Linked DNA regions of Homo sapiens: regions 1, 2 and 3 are each linked to region 4. A link is a contact called in ENCODE Hi-C or POLR2A ChIA-PET data. All regions are on one chromosome and are shown on one strand. Each heading gives the region's core, a stretch centred on a gene start or an enhancer-like site at or near the end of the contact. The rest is flanking DNA. Distances are from core to core; before and after follow the strand shown.

Evidence for each region. A loop is a pair of places that touch in the nucleus more often than their neighbours do. ChIA-PET counts read pairs that join two places held with the same protein, here RNA polymerase II (POLR2A). Pooled maps may share reads with other maps.
Region 1: a loop to region 4 is called in a pooled map, with 2.4 times the contacts of the local background. The contact joins the enhancer-like site here to the promoter of LINC02811 in region 4. A Hi-C loop is called at or near these places in 3 of 168 maps with a recorded cell type or tissue (HL-60/S4, K562 and right lobe of liver) and 2 of 50 pooled maps. POLR2A ChIA-PET finds 5 or more read pairs at or near these places in 3 of 52 experiments (H1, activated B cell and activated CD4-positive, alpha-beta T cell).
Region 2: a loop to region 4 is called in a pooled map, with 3 times the contacts of the local background. The contact joins the enhancer-like site here to the promoter of LINC02811 in region 4. A Hi-C loop is called at or near these places in 4 of 37 single-sample maps with no recorded cell type and 9 of 50 pooled maps. POLR2A ChIA-PET finds 5 or more read pairs at or near these places in 2 of 52 experiments (H1 and PC-9).
Region 3: a pooled map shows a loop between it and region 4 (2.5-fold over the local background). The contact joins the enhancer-like site here to the promoter of LINC02811 in region 4. A Hi-C loop is called at or near these places in 5 of 168 maps with a recorded cell type or tissue (Calu3, IMR-90, MCF 10A and 2 more), 2 of 37 single-sample maps with no recorded cell type and 14 of 50 pooled maps. POLR2A ChIA-PET finds 5 or more read pairs at or near these places in 1 of 52 experiments (H1).

Annotation. Positions count from the first base shown.
Region 1 is chr1:39,994,647-39,997,346 of GRCh38, reverse strand. No RefSeq gene overlaps it. Among named protein-coding and RNA genes, the nearest start is that of MFSD2A, 41 kb to the right of the region's middle. Within about 2 kb of position 1,271, at least 6 of the 41 ENCODE cell types and tissues checked have a DNase peak (open chromatin) inside an H3K27ac peak, as active enhancers do.
Region 2 is chr1:40,058,218-40,061,116 of GRCh38, reverse strand. CAP1 (cyclase associated actin cytoskeleton regulatory protein 1) reads right to left here. Exons shown (of 13, transcript NM_006367.4): 2 at 1,659-1,780; 3 at 947-1,050. The coding sequence starts at 1,770. Among named protein-coding and RNA genes, the nearest start is that of CAP1, 19 kb to the right of the region's middle. RefSeq lists enhancers at 1,793-1,842, 1,448-2,209. Within about 2 kb of position 1,541, at least 13 of the 41 ENCODE cell types and tissues checked have a DNase peak (open chromatin) inside an H3K27ac peak, as active enhancers do; they include PC-9, where a contact is called at or near this core.
Region 3 is chr1:39,595,629-39,598,531 of GRCh38, reverse strand. No RefSeq gene overlaps it. Among named protein-coding and RNA genes, the nearest start is that of PABPC4, 20 kb to the right of the region's middle. RefSeq lists a silencer at 694-783. Within about 2 kb of position 1,444, at least 2 of the 41 ENCODE cell types and tissues checked have a DNase peak (open chromatin) inside an H3K27ac peak, as active enhancers do.
Region 4 is chr1:39,816,178-39,818,877 of GRCh38, reverse strand. It overlaps LINC02811 (long intergenic non-protein coding RNA 2811), which reads left to right and starts at 1,418. Exons shown (of 4, transcript NR_186710.1): 1 at 1,418-1,629. RefSeq lists enhancers at 1,122-1,291, 1,140-2,135.

The DNA.
Region 1 (2,700 bases), core at 22-2,521, 180 kb before region 4:
AGACCAGCCTAGCCAACATGGTGAAACCCCGTCTCTGGTAAAAATACAAAAATTAGCTGGCTGTGGTGGCGTGCACCTGTAATCCCAGCTACTTGGGAGGCTGAGGCAGGAGAATCTCTTGAACCCAAGAGGCAGAGGCTGCAGTGAGCCAAGATTGCACCACTGCACTCCAGCCTGGGTGACAGAGCGAGACTCCATCTCAAAAGAAAAAGAAAAAAAAAATCACATAACTGAGGAGGTTCCCAGGCAAGTTGCATGGTTGAATAAAGCCAACGTTTTTTTCCTTAGGTTTTTATAGCTGTATCATATGTATTACAGAGGATGGATTCCATTAAATATAAGACCCTACATGATGGATTCAAATATTCAAGTTGGAGGTTCAGAACTGGAGAGAGCAAAATTGCTCAGCATAATAGAGGAAAACCACTTTGGGGTACAGAGGGCAGTTCTAGAGGAAAGAGGAAATGGGAAGGGGAGAGAATGAAGCCAGGAACATTTTAAAAGATACAGAGTTAAAGGTTAGTGAGAAACCCTTAGAATAGTAGGACAACTGAAAAAAAAATTAAGATTGGAGTTGATCCTTATGCAAAGTTTAAGTGTACATCACTTCAATTTAAACACTTCCTTCATCATCTCCCTGTACTCCACCTCCAAATCTTTCATAATACATGCTACCCATATGAATGCTTAGTATGAGTAGTATTTGTACAACTTGGAGAAAGCAATGAGATCATATGTGTGGAATCCCAAAAGAAGAGGGATCATGTGAGAATGGAATCCATGGGAGTTCATGGGATCCTTGAAGAGTCTGTGGGTTTCCTTCATGGGGTCTGGGATTGGAGGTTAGAGGCAATTTTAAGTAATCTCAGAGGGTAGAGAGCTGGGCTACACATAAAACCTGTGTGCTTGGTCTCTCCTCTTCTCATTCTACAAGGCATGTCTGGAGATGGGGAGAGTCCTGGGCATTGCCCTTGTTCCATCTCCCTTTGGATCTATGCCTGTTGGCAGATGTTCCTCTGCAGCCCACTGATTTGCAATGAGGCCTGCCACTCAGGCCATGGAGCATAGCCTTGGGAGTCATGCAGTGCTCATGGTGCCTGGCCAACACTCCTCTCATCAAACTGTGAGCTGCGCCACTCAGAGAGGGGGCACCTGTTTATAACTTGCACCAAGGGGCCCTGTGGGGTAGAGGTAGCCCTGCTGCCTCCAGCTGTCAGAACAGGAAGGGGAACTTACCCCTCCCACACCAGTCCTTTATAACACCTCCTCACCTACCTTCCCCTGGAGGTTTACACAGTTCTCCACACTTGGGTTTTACAAATTGTTCCTGCCCTAGTGACCTCACTCCCTCTACCCTTGTAATTTGCAAAGCTGCCTCCCTCGCCATGGAGTTAGGACTTCTCTTTGCAACACAGAACAAGTTGTATTTATTTTTTTTGATCCTTGGCTTTTCAAAACTGTGCTCCCTTAGGCCTGCTGGGGATAATAAGCAAGCCTATTGAAGAGTCAGGTACCTCTTAAATGGCTTCTCCCTTTTCTACACAAAGACATAAAGGCACTGCCAAAGCTTTGAAACTAAACCTAGACTCCTGCAGTCTGTGCTTGTGTGTATTACATAAAAAGGAGCCTAGAGAAAGGGAGAAAGAAGGGGACACAGAGTGAGGTTTTCTTTTTATTGTATTTATTTATTTATTTAATTTTTGAGACAGAGTCTCACTCTGTTGCCCAGGCTGGGGTGCAGTGGCACGATCTCGGCTCACCACAGCCTCTGCCTCCCGGGTTCAAGTGATTCTCCTGACTCAGCCTCCTGAGTAGCTGGGAATATAGGCTCACACCACCATGCCCGGCTAATTTTTGTATTTTTAGTAGAGACGGGGGTTTCACTATGTTGGCCAGGCTGGTCTCGAACTCCTGACCTCATGATCCACCCACCTCGGCCTCCCAAAGTGCTGGGATTACAGTCATGAGCCACTGTGCCCAGCCAAGAGTGTGGTTTTCTTTTTCTAGTTGCAATTGTTTGCATTTTCTGATTCTTCCGAAATCAGTACACAGAGACTCAGGGAGGTTATATAAATTGCCTGAAGTCACACAGCCGGTACCTTGTGAACTGTAAGTTAATCCCAGGACTTCAGGCTGCTAGTATGGTAGAGCATTTCTGCTATAGCTGAGCTAGCCACCGAGCCTGGAGTAGAAAGATGTTTTCCCTTCAGGAGAGACATATTACTGTCCCTCAGCGGGTGAAAACAATGGTATAGGACCTAAATACTTCTACGATCAAACAGAGTTAAAATACCCAAAACACCCACCTCCTGAGGTGTCTGCCCGCTTCACTCCCAGGTGGGCAGTCCTACATACCAAGTGTGTGTTTGATGACTCTGCCACAGGGATTGGACCAGCAATATCACTCTCACTCTTGTGATGTCTCTCTCTCTCTCTCTCTCTCACACACACACACACACACACACACACACACACACAAATCTGTAATTAGAATCAGGAGTATCCAATTCAATCTGGGAAGGTTGAACGGAGGAGATACATACTTGGGAGCTGTGGGCTGGCCTCTTCTACCTGCCATGTGGAACGAGCAGCTGAGCGGTGGTGTGCAGACAGAGGAAGAGCCACTTATGAGAGGAGGAAATACAACGGGATTCCTGATATCTTTAGTTCCCGGTCCCACTGGGTTTCTACTTCATTTGG
Region 2 (2,899 bases), core at 292-2,791, 240 kb before region 4:
TATCTCAGTTACGAATATGTTCTTTCTTTCTAAGGGTCATTCGCAGTCAAAAGAATTTAAGAAACATGAGACTGTAAGCACTATTAAAATACAAAAATTCAAAGAAAGCAATCTATTTTTTCTGGATTTGCATTTTTAAAATACAAATGATAAATGTTTTAAAGTTTTTTCAAATGTTACAGAACTGTATTAAGTAAAAATGCAAGCCTCCACACCCTTATTAAAGTCCCAGTCCCACTCTCTAGAGCTAAAACCATTGGCAACAGATGGTATTTGAGAGGCTCAAAATAGATTTTCCAAAAGCCAAGCAACCAGTCTTCGAGAAAGGTTTAGGTGAAGAAGTTCCCAAGCATGGTTACTGTTTATAATTCGGTGAGCTAGCAGGAAGGTTTTTGGGTCCCAAAAATAGAGGTAGAATGTATATGTGAGTGTGGGGTGGGGGTGGGGGGTGGTGGTGATGACGTAGGAGGCATAAAGGAAGGTGGGAGGAAAGGCACCTGTCATTGCCTACTTCATATTCTTGCTGTGGGTTAAGTGTGAAAATAACCCACATTAGCATAACTAATAACTATCAAGCATAGTTTTATAAATGCTAAGTCATGATAATGACTCCTTTAAATAAGCCACTGTAGGTTTGATTATGTAATATGTTGGGATCAAACTGGTGCATATTCTTCACTACAAAGATGAACAGAACCATATTTTATGTACCAAGCAAGCTTTCTGTATAAATACGTGATAAAAGCAAGGGGCCTAGAAAAAAATGAGGAATCGTTTCTGTGGCTAGACTGAACTCCTCAGTACAGGCAAAAGAGAAAGAACATGTGTAATGCCCCAAACCAAGAGGAACTTCTCAAGGAGCTCTTAAACCAAGGATGAGGACCTTGGCTGACTGAAGAAAGCTGTTAGTCCTTAAAAGAAGGGGAAAAAGGCAAAACATCCTTACATGTTTCTGCACGTCTCCCCCAATCTCTTTACTGATCTTCAAGTACTCTGCCACAGGACCAGCAAGCAGCGAGTCAAATGCCTGCACATATGGAGCTGCTCCTGCTAAAGACAAACACACCACAAAGAATCAGCCATGCATCAGAAGGAGGCTTCTTTAAAACGTGCTTCTACATGAAAGTGGGGAGGCAAGGTAATACAGTCAACAGGATACAGAACAGGAGTAAGGAAACCTGGGTTCCAGGTCCAGTATCACCACTAACTGGTTGTGTGACCCTGACTAAATTCCTTTTCCTCTCTGAGCTTAATTTTCTTTATCTATAAAATGAAAATAAACAAAATGATCCTCCAAGGTTTTTTTTAGTGCTAACATTCTATGTTCCAACTGGTGCATGTGCAAAATGTCCAATTTGCCAATTGTTTGGAGAGAGGAATTTTATTATCACTTGTCATTTGACTTACATTGGAGTCATTCTGCTAAAGAAAGAGCAGGAAATATTGCACAAGCAGGAAGTTCTTGTGTTAAAATAACTTAACCACAGGCCTCCCTGTACAAGTCATTTCCTCTCTTATCTGTTCACAGCAATACAAATTACAAAAGGTAAACTTTCTAGATTAAGTTTTGGGAAGTTAGCGCCAAAGGAGAGAATAATAGAAAATTTTCAGGCCAAGACGCTCAAAGAAAGCATTCTGCTGGGCTGTGGACTGCTTACCTTTTGAAGGACTGTCTGCATACCCACGGTGCATGTCAGAGGTATGAGATACTGCCTCCAGGCGGCCCACTGCCCTCTCCAATCTTTCTACCAGATTTTGCATGTCAGCCATAATGGACCACCTGCTGAAACAGATCAAATGTCATTTGTTATTTAAATATTAAATAGCACCTACAGAGAAAAAAACAGAAAATTCCTGGTCATCCCCAGGTGGATGAAGAGGATGCCAATTCTCAGGAACAGAATAATTTAATAAAATTAGATATCATCTGCAAAATGGAACAATACAAAAATATCAGATAAAAAAGTAGCATATTTACAAAATCAAAAGACCTCATTAAGCAAGAGAACTGCTCAGGAAAAGGTGTTCACTAAAGTAAATGCTTACTCATTCAAATACTCAATATTTACTATGATACTGTGTGTAGAAAGTTAGAATTTGCAAAGGATAGTCACATACATTATCTCAGTTTGAGCCTCCCGACAACTATTCAGGAATAGAAGGATGATTACTACACGCTTAGAGATAGAAAACTTAGTTTCAGTGAAGCTAAATGACTTGTCTAGTCACACGGCCAGTGAATAGAGAAGCCAGTACTCCATCATATCCTTATCTGATCCTTCTGGTTCTAAGTTCAGTGTGTTTTTTTCCTACAACATCCTGCTGCCTGCATGTGAAATATCCCAAACCAAGATGAATAGGATGTTTACTCTTCCCTCAATAATTTTTTTTTTTTCAGACAAAGTCTTACAATGTCACCCAGGCTGGAGTGCAGTGGCAGGATCTCAGCTCACTGCAAGCTCCACCCTGTTGGGTTCAAGGGATTCTCCTGCCTCCCAAGTAGCTAGGGTTATAGGTGTGCGCCACCATGCCCAGCTAATTTTTTGTAGTTTTAGTAGCGACAGGGTTTCACTGTGTTGGCTAGGATGGTCTTGAACTCTTGACCTCAAGTAATCCACCCGCCTTGGCCTCCCAAAGTGCTAGGATTACAGGCGTGAGCCACTGTGCCCGGCCTGCCCTCAGTAATTTATAGTCTAATGGGGAGACTTAACATATGCACTAACAACTATGAAACAAATAGAAAAAAATGTTAAGGTGACATAAGAAAGTTGCTGATAGAGAGGCATGAGATTTCAAAGAGGGGAGTAATATATCAGCTGGAAGGATCAGATAAGGATATGATGGAGAAGCTGCCATTTGAGCCAGCCTTCAAATGAAGATGAGAAAGATCTGGACATGC
Region 3 (2,903 bases), core at 195-2,694, 220 kb after region 4:
TACAAAAAATTAGCTGGACGTAGTGGCAGGTGCCTGTAATCCTAGCTACTCGGGAGACTGAGACAGGAGAATCGCTTGAACCCAGGAATTGCTTGAACCCAGGAGACGGAGTTTGCAGTGAGCCGAGATCATGCCATTGCACTCCAGCCTGGGCAACAAGAGCAAAACTCTGTCTCAAAAAAAAAAAAAAGAAAGAAAGAAATAAGCCAGTCACAAAAGGACAAATACTGTATGATTACACTCATGTGAAGAATCTAAAGCAGTCAAAATTATAGAAGCAGAAAGTGGAAAGGTGATTGCTGAGTGTGGAGGTGGGGGAGGGAGAATTCATGTTTAGTAGATACACAGTTTCAGTTTTGCAGCCAGAAAAAGTCCTAGATGTCTGTTTCACAAGCCTTTAAATACACTTAAGGCTACTGAACCTGCACTTAAAATGGGTCAGAGGGTAAACAATGTTATGTGTTTTTTCAAGTACATAGAAGTCATCATTTTAACCATTTTAAAGTATATAATTCAGTGTTTTTTCTGTTGTTTAGAAGCAACCCAAAAATGGTCATTGATGATGCAACAATAAAGAAAATGTGGTTTATTCACATAGGAGAATATTATACGACCTTGAAAAAGAAAGGAAAACCATCTTAGTGGTGGTTGCAGATGTTTTGCAACCACCACCACTGCCTAATTCTAGAACATTTTTATCACCCCAAAAAGGAGTCCCACACCCGTTAATCAGCCACTTGTATTCTGCTCTTCCCCGTTGGCAACCACTAATCTGCTTCTGTCTCTGTGGATTTGCCTATTCTGTATAAATGTAGTCATATAATACGTAGCCTTTTGCATCTAGCTTCTGTCACTTAAAATGTGTTCAAGGTTGATCACACAGGGTGTGGTGGCTCACGCCTGTAATCCCAGCACTTTGGGAGGCCTAAGCAGGCAGATTGCTTGAGCCCAGGAGTTCGAGACCTGCCTGGGTGACATGGCAAAACCTCATCTCTACAAAAAATACAAAAATTAGCCAGGTGTGGTGGTGCGTGCCTGTAGTCCCAGCTACTTGCGAGGCTAAGGTGGGAGGATGGCTTGAGCCCAGGAGGTAGAGGTGGTAGTGAGCAGAGATCGCACCACTGCACTGCAGCCTGGGTGACAGACCCAGAGCCTGTCTCAAAAAAAAAAAAAAAAAAAAAAAAGGGCCGATCCATGTTAGCATGGATTGGCACTTGATTTATTTTTATTGCTTAATAATATTTCATTATATGGATAGGCCACATTTTGTTTATCCATTTATCAGTTGATGGACGTTTGGATTGTTTCCATTTTTTTTTTTTTTTGGCTGTGAGGAATAATGCTTCCATTAACACACATTCTGTTTTGCTCATCGAAATAGATTGGAAGGAAACACATCAGATTAGTAGTAACAACTGCTCCTGGGATTGAAAGGAGGGGAGGAATTGGACTGGGCAGAGGAACAAAGGGAACTTCAGCTCTGTCTATGATGCTCTATTTGTTTTATATAAAAAAAAATCTGAAGCAAAAATGTTAACAGTTGCTTATTCTGAGTGGTAAGCACATGGGCGTTAGTTAAGTTCACCTCTGAGCTTTCTATATTTTAAATGTTTAAACTAAAACAATGCATACTCTGGACCTATGCCTTCCTATAGCATAAGGGGGTTGTGGGGTCCAGGATAAGCAAACATTGAAGTGTGGGGAGAGGCCAGGAGGAAGAGGCCAAGCCATGGCTAGGGGGCGCAGGCTTGAGGCCCTTTGAGACCCAAGGCAGAAACTCTGACCCCACCCGCATGGCTCTTCTGGGACCCTTCCCCTGCCCAGGAAGAGGTCCTAGATCTAATCTCCATGACTCCTCAAAGAAAAGCCAGCACAAGGTCCAAGCTGGGAGAGACTGTCCTGACCCCATGTCTCCTGCCTTCTCTGCGTGCTCTGAAAGGGGTCATCCACCCCAGTGTCCTTACTTTCCACCTTCCTCAATCTTCTGCTCAGGATCAGCTACATCATTTGTGAGGCCAGGTGCAAAATGACAGCGTGGAGCCCCTTGTTCGAAGGCTGATGCCGAGGCAATTCCTAACTCCACAGGGGCAGCCACAATCTGAGTGGTGTCAACATGCCAGGGACTGAGGCAGGAGCCACCAGGGTGAGTAACTGGGTGCATGCATCTGTTCGCACATGCTGCATTCAGATGAGTGCTTAGCACGTGCCTGGCCCGGCTGGGCCCTGAGCATAGAGGGTGAGCAAGACACAGTCCAGCTTTGAGAAGCTTACATTCTAGAGGGGGCATAGATGTAATCACAGACACACAAGAGATCATCACAAATGGCAGTAAGTGCTATGAAGAAAAAGTAGAAGGACCATGAGATAACGACGGCAGGGTCCCCTGATCACGAGACTCCCAGGGAGGGACACTGGAGCCACGATCTGAGGGCCATTATTTTAGCAAAAGATGGGAATATAGTGCAAGGGTGAGATTGGGAAGAGCATTCCAGAACGTTCCTGGCAGATGAGCATGTGACATCTTCAAGGACCTGCAAGACCAGTGTAGCTAGAGCCAGGGAGGGAGGGACAGACAGCCCCCGATGAAACTGAAGAGAGGTCTAATTTCCTGAGCCTTGTTCTAGTACCATCGATGGTGGCTCCTCTTGTACTATCATTTCTTTAATATTTTTCTTTAAATTGGCTCCCTTTATATCCTCCTAAGCAAGAATATTCATGAAATTAAAGAATGACATAACACTTCTATTTTTCTAATTCACAGGTGAAATTTTAAAATGTCCTTCCACATCCACCTAAAATTGTCCACCTTATCACCTCAGTTTGGAAAAGACTTTTGCCAGCTCCTTTCTTAAGAGCCTTGGGAAGCCTCTAGCAGGATTTCAGCTGGGTGAGAGGCTGGCGAC
Region 4 (2,700 bases), core at 169-2,668:
CATGGCCAATTCCATCCCTCCTTCTCCTGAGCAACACCTGAGGGCCATGGGTTTGGGGAAAAGACCAGCTTGCTGCAACTCTTTCATTCAAATAGCAACTGGCCCTGGAGCTCCAGGCCAACATCAAGCCTTGCTCCACCCCTGCGCTTTAGGGACTGTTGCCATCAGGGCACTGCCAACCTATGTGGTGCTCATGATGACTCAGAAATAAGAACCTGTTTCCTCTAGGCTGATACAGCCCTGCTCCAGCCCCCAGCAGTGCCAAGTGGAGCAGGGTGTGGACTGGCCTTCAACCCCGCTCACCTCTCCTCTATATGGTCTTGTGCAGACCCATCCTGCACTGTCTTATGCAGGTGCAATGCCTGTTAGGATAATCCCAAACATGACCCTGGGCCCCTGATCCCCAGGCCAAACCCCACCCCCTGACCTGGATATTCCCTGGGCTGACAAAAGGAGTTCGGCCAGGGAAGGCTCCTCTTCACTGGCCCAAACCAGCTTCAGACAGCGGGGCAAGGATGTAGGAGCCTTCTTCCCAGCAGAACCCCCGGCCCTGGAGTGGCCCCAGATGAGGCAGCTCCCATCTGTGTGGGTAGCCCTGAGGCTATCCTGAGGGCAGGATGCTGTGCAGGGGAGGAACGGACCTCCATTATGTGATTCTGGGTGGAAGGTAAACAAACCCTGGTTAGGCAGAGGTGGCACAAGCCCACAGCCTTGGGCTCAGCCTTCTGTCTCCCGAGCTCACTGCTCAGTGCCCAGTCCCAGGAAGCCCACAGGCTCTAGGCCTAGCCTGCCTCAATTTCCATTTGTTCCGCCCCCTCATGCACCTCAGGGCCCAGGGTGGCACCAGTGCCCACCACAGAACCAGGCTCAGAGCACATGTGGCACAAATGCTCATGGGATGAATGACGGACTAAAAGAATCATCCAGGCTGGGTGGGCATGGTGGCTCACGCCTGTAATCCCAGCACTTTGGGAGGCCAAGGCAGGAGGACTTGAGTCCAGGAGTTCAAGACCAGCCTGGGCAACATAGCAAGACCCTATCTCTACAAAAAAATTAAAAATCAGCCAGGTGTGGTGGTGCATGCTTGTAGTCCAGATACTTGGGAAGCTGAGCCCAAGAGGTCAAGTCTGCAGGGAGCCATGATTGCACCACCGCACTCCAGCTTGGGCGACAGAGCAAGACCCTGTCTATAAAAAAGAATCATCCAAAGGAAGAGGGCGCTCCTGAGGCAGGTGTGGGCATGGGCACCGTAGCCCGTAGCCGCAGCTCCTCCACTCCTGGCTTGGGCCTCTAAGCCTCACTTCCTCTCCCGTAGAACACTCATGAGACACACCTGCCTCGTGTGGGCCTGGGCAGCTTGCTGTTACTAATAAAACAGCAGCAACACAGGACAGCTTCACTTCCTGAAACTCCCTCTGTCACGTGCTTTGCATGAATCCTCACACCGTCTCACCAGGGGCGCTCTCCCAGTTTCACCAGTGACTTGGTGACAACCAGCATCGCTCACGAAGCGTCAGCCGTATCCTTTCTGTGTGCAGTGGGGTGTGGGTTGTGTGGAGCCGCGGTGTCTGTGGAATTCACAGGCTGGGGCCGGAATCCATGGCCCCCGTCGCCGCTGCCACCCCCCAGGTGCTGGGGTGACCTGATCCAGGGTTGGGGTCTAAGCTGCTGGGGGGTTGGAGTCTTGGGCTCTGGCCCACGTCCGCCTCTGATTGGTTCTACCACCTGAGCTGGTCACTGTCCCTCCATGGGCCTCAGCTTACCCTATGGTAAAGTGAGAACTAGGGGGTCAGACTCCTTGATCACCAAGATCTCTGACCACAGCCAAGGCTAAGGGAAGCGCAGGAAAACGTGGGTCCCGTTCAAATTCCCGGCCTCTCTCTGCCCCCTGGTGGACACAAACAGCCTAGCATCTCGGGGGAGATGACGGTGGGAACCAAGTGGTTCCCAGGGACTTGAGGACTGGCTTGTGACCTCTGCTAAGACTCTCACCGCTGAGTCACAGTCCCCATCTGTTAGATGGGGGTGACAATAGAACCAACACTATTAGGATGTTTTGAGGATTAAGTGCTGTGACAAATGGGAAACACTTGCTACTGAGCCACGCACATACAAAGTGTCCAATAAATGTTAGTCATCACTCTCACCCCGCCTTCTCCCTAACCTCTATATCCCATCAGTCACCAAGTGCTGCTGCTTCTTGCCCCTCTCGCACCCCCTGCATCCCTAGATGACGTCACATCATCTCCCTCCTGGATTCCTCCAAGGTTCACCACCTTCTCCCCAACCCCTCCAGCCATCCTGTGCCCCCACTCAGGGACCTCAGCTGTCCACTCCACAAGCCCAGACCTGAAAATGCCCCACTGTAGTCAGTTGTCCAAGTGCTTCAGCCCTGTCCTCAGGGACCCTGCCCCACCCCCATTCAGCCTTGGTCACCCTGAGCCTTTCTGTTCCCTGTATTCTGACCACACTCAGCTCCCAGCACCCTCTACTCAGGCCCAGTGCCTGCCTCCCAGGCAAGTCCAATTAAGGGATGCCTGATTAGTCTTTGCTTCCTTCCTCCTCCCCTAGCTCTGCAGGAGCCCAGAACCTCCCTAGGCCTCAGTTTCCTTATCTGCCAAATTGGACTGCAGGAGGATGAAAAGAGAGAATATGCTGAAGTACCTAGCCTAGAGTAGCCACTCCACAGAGGCAGGTGCC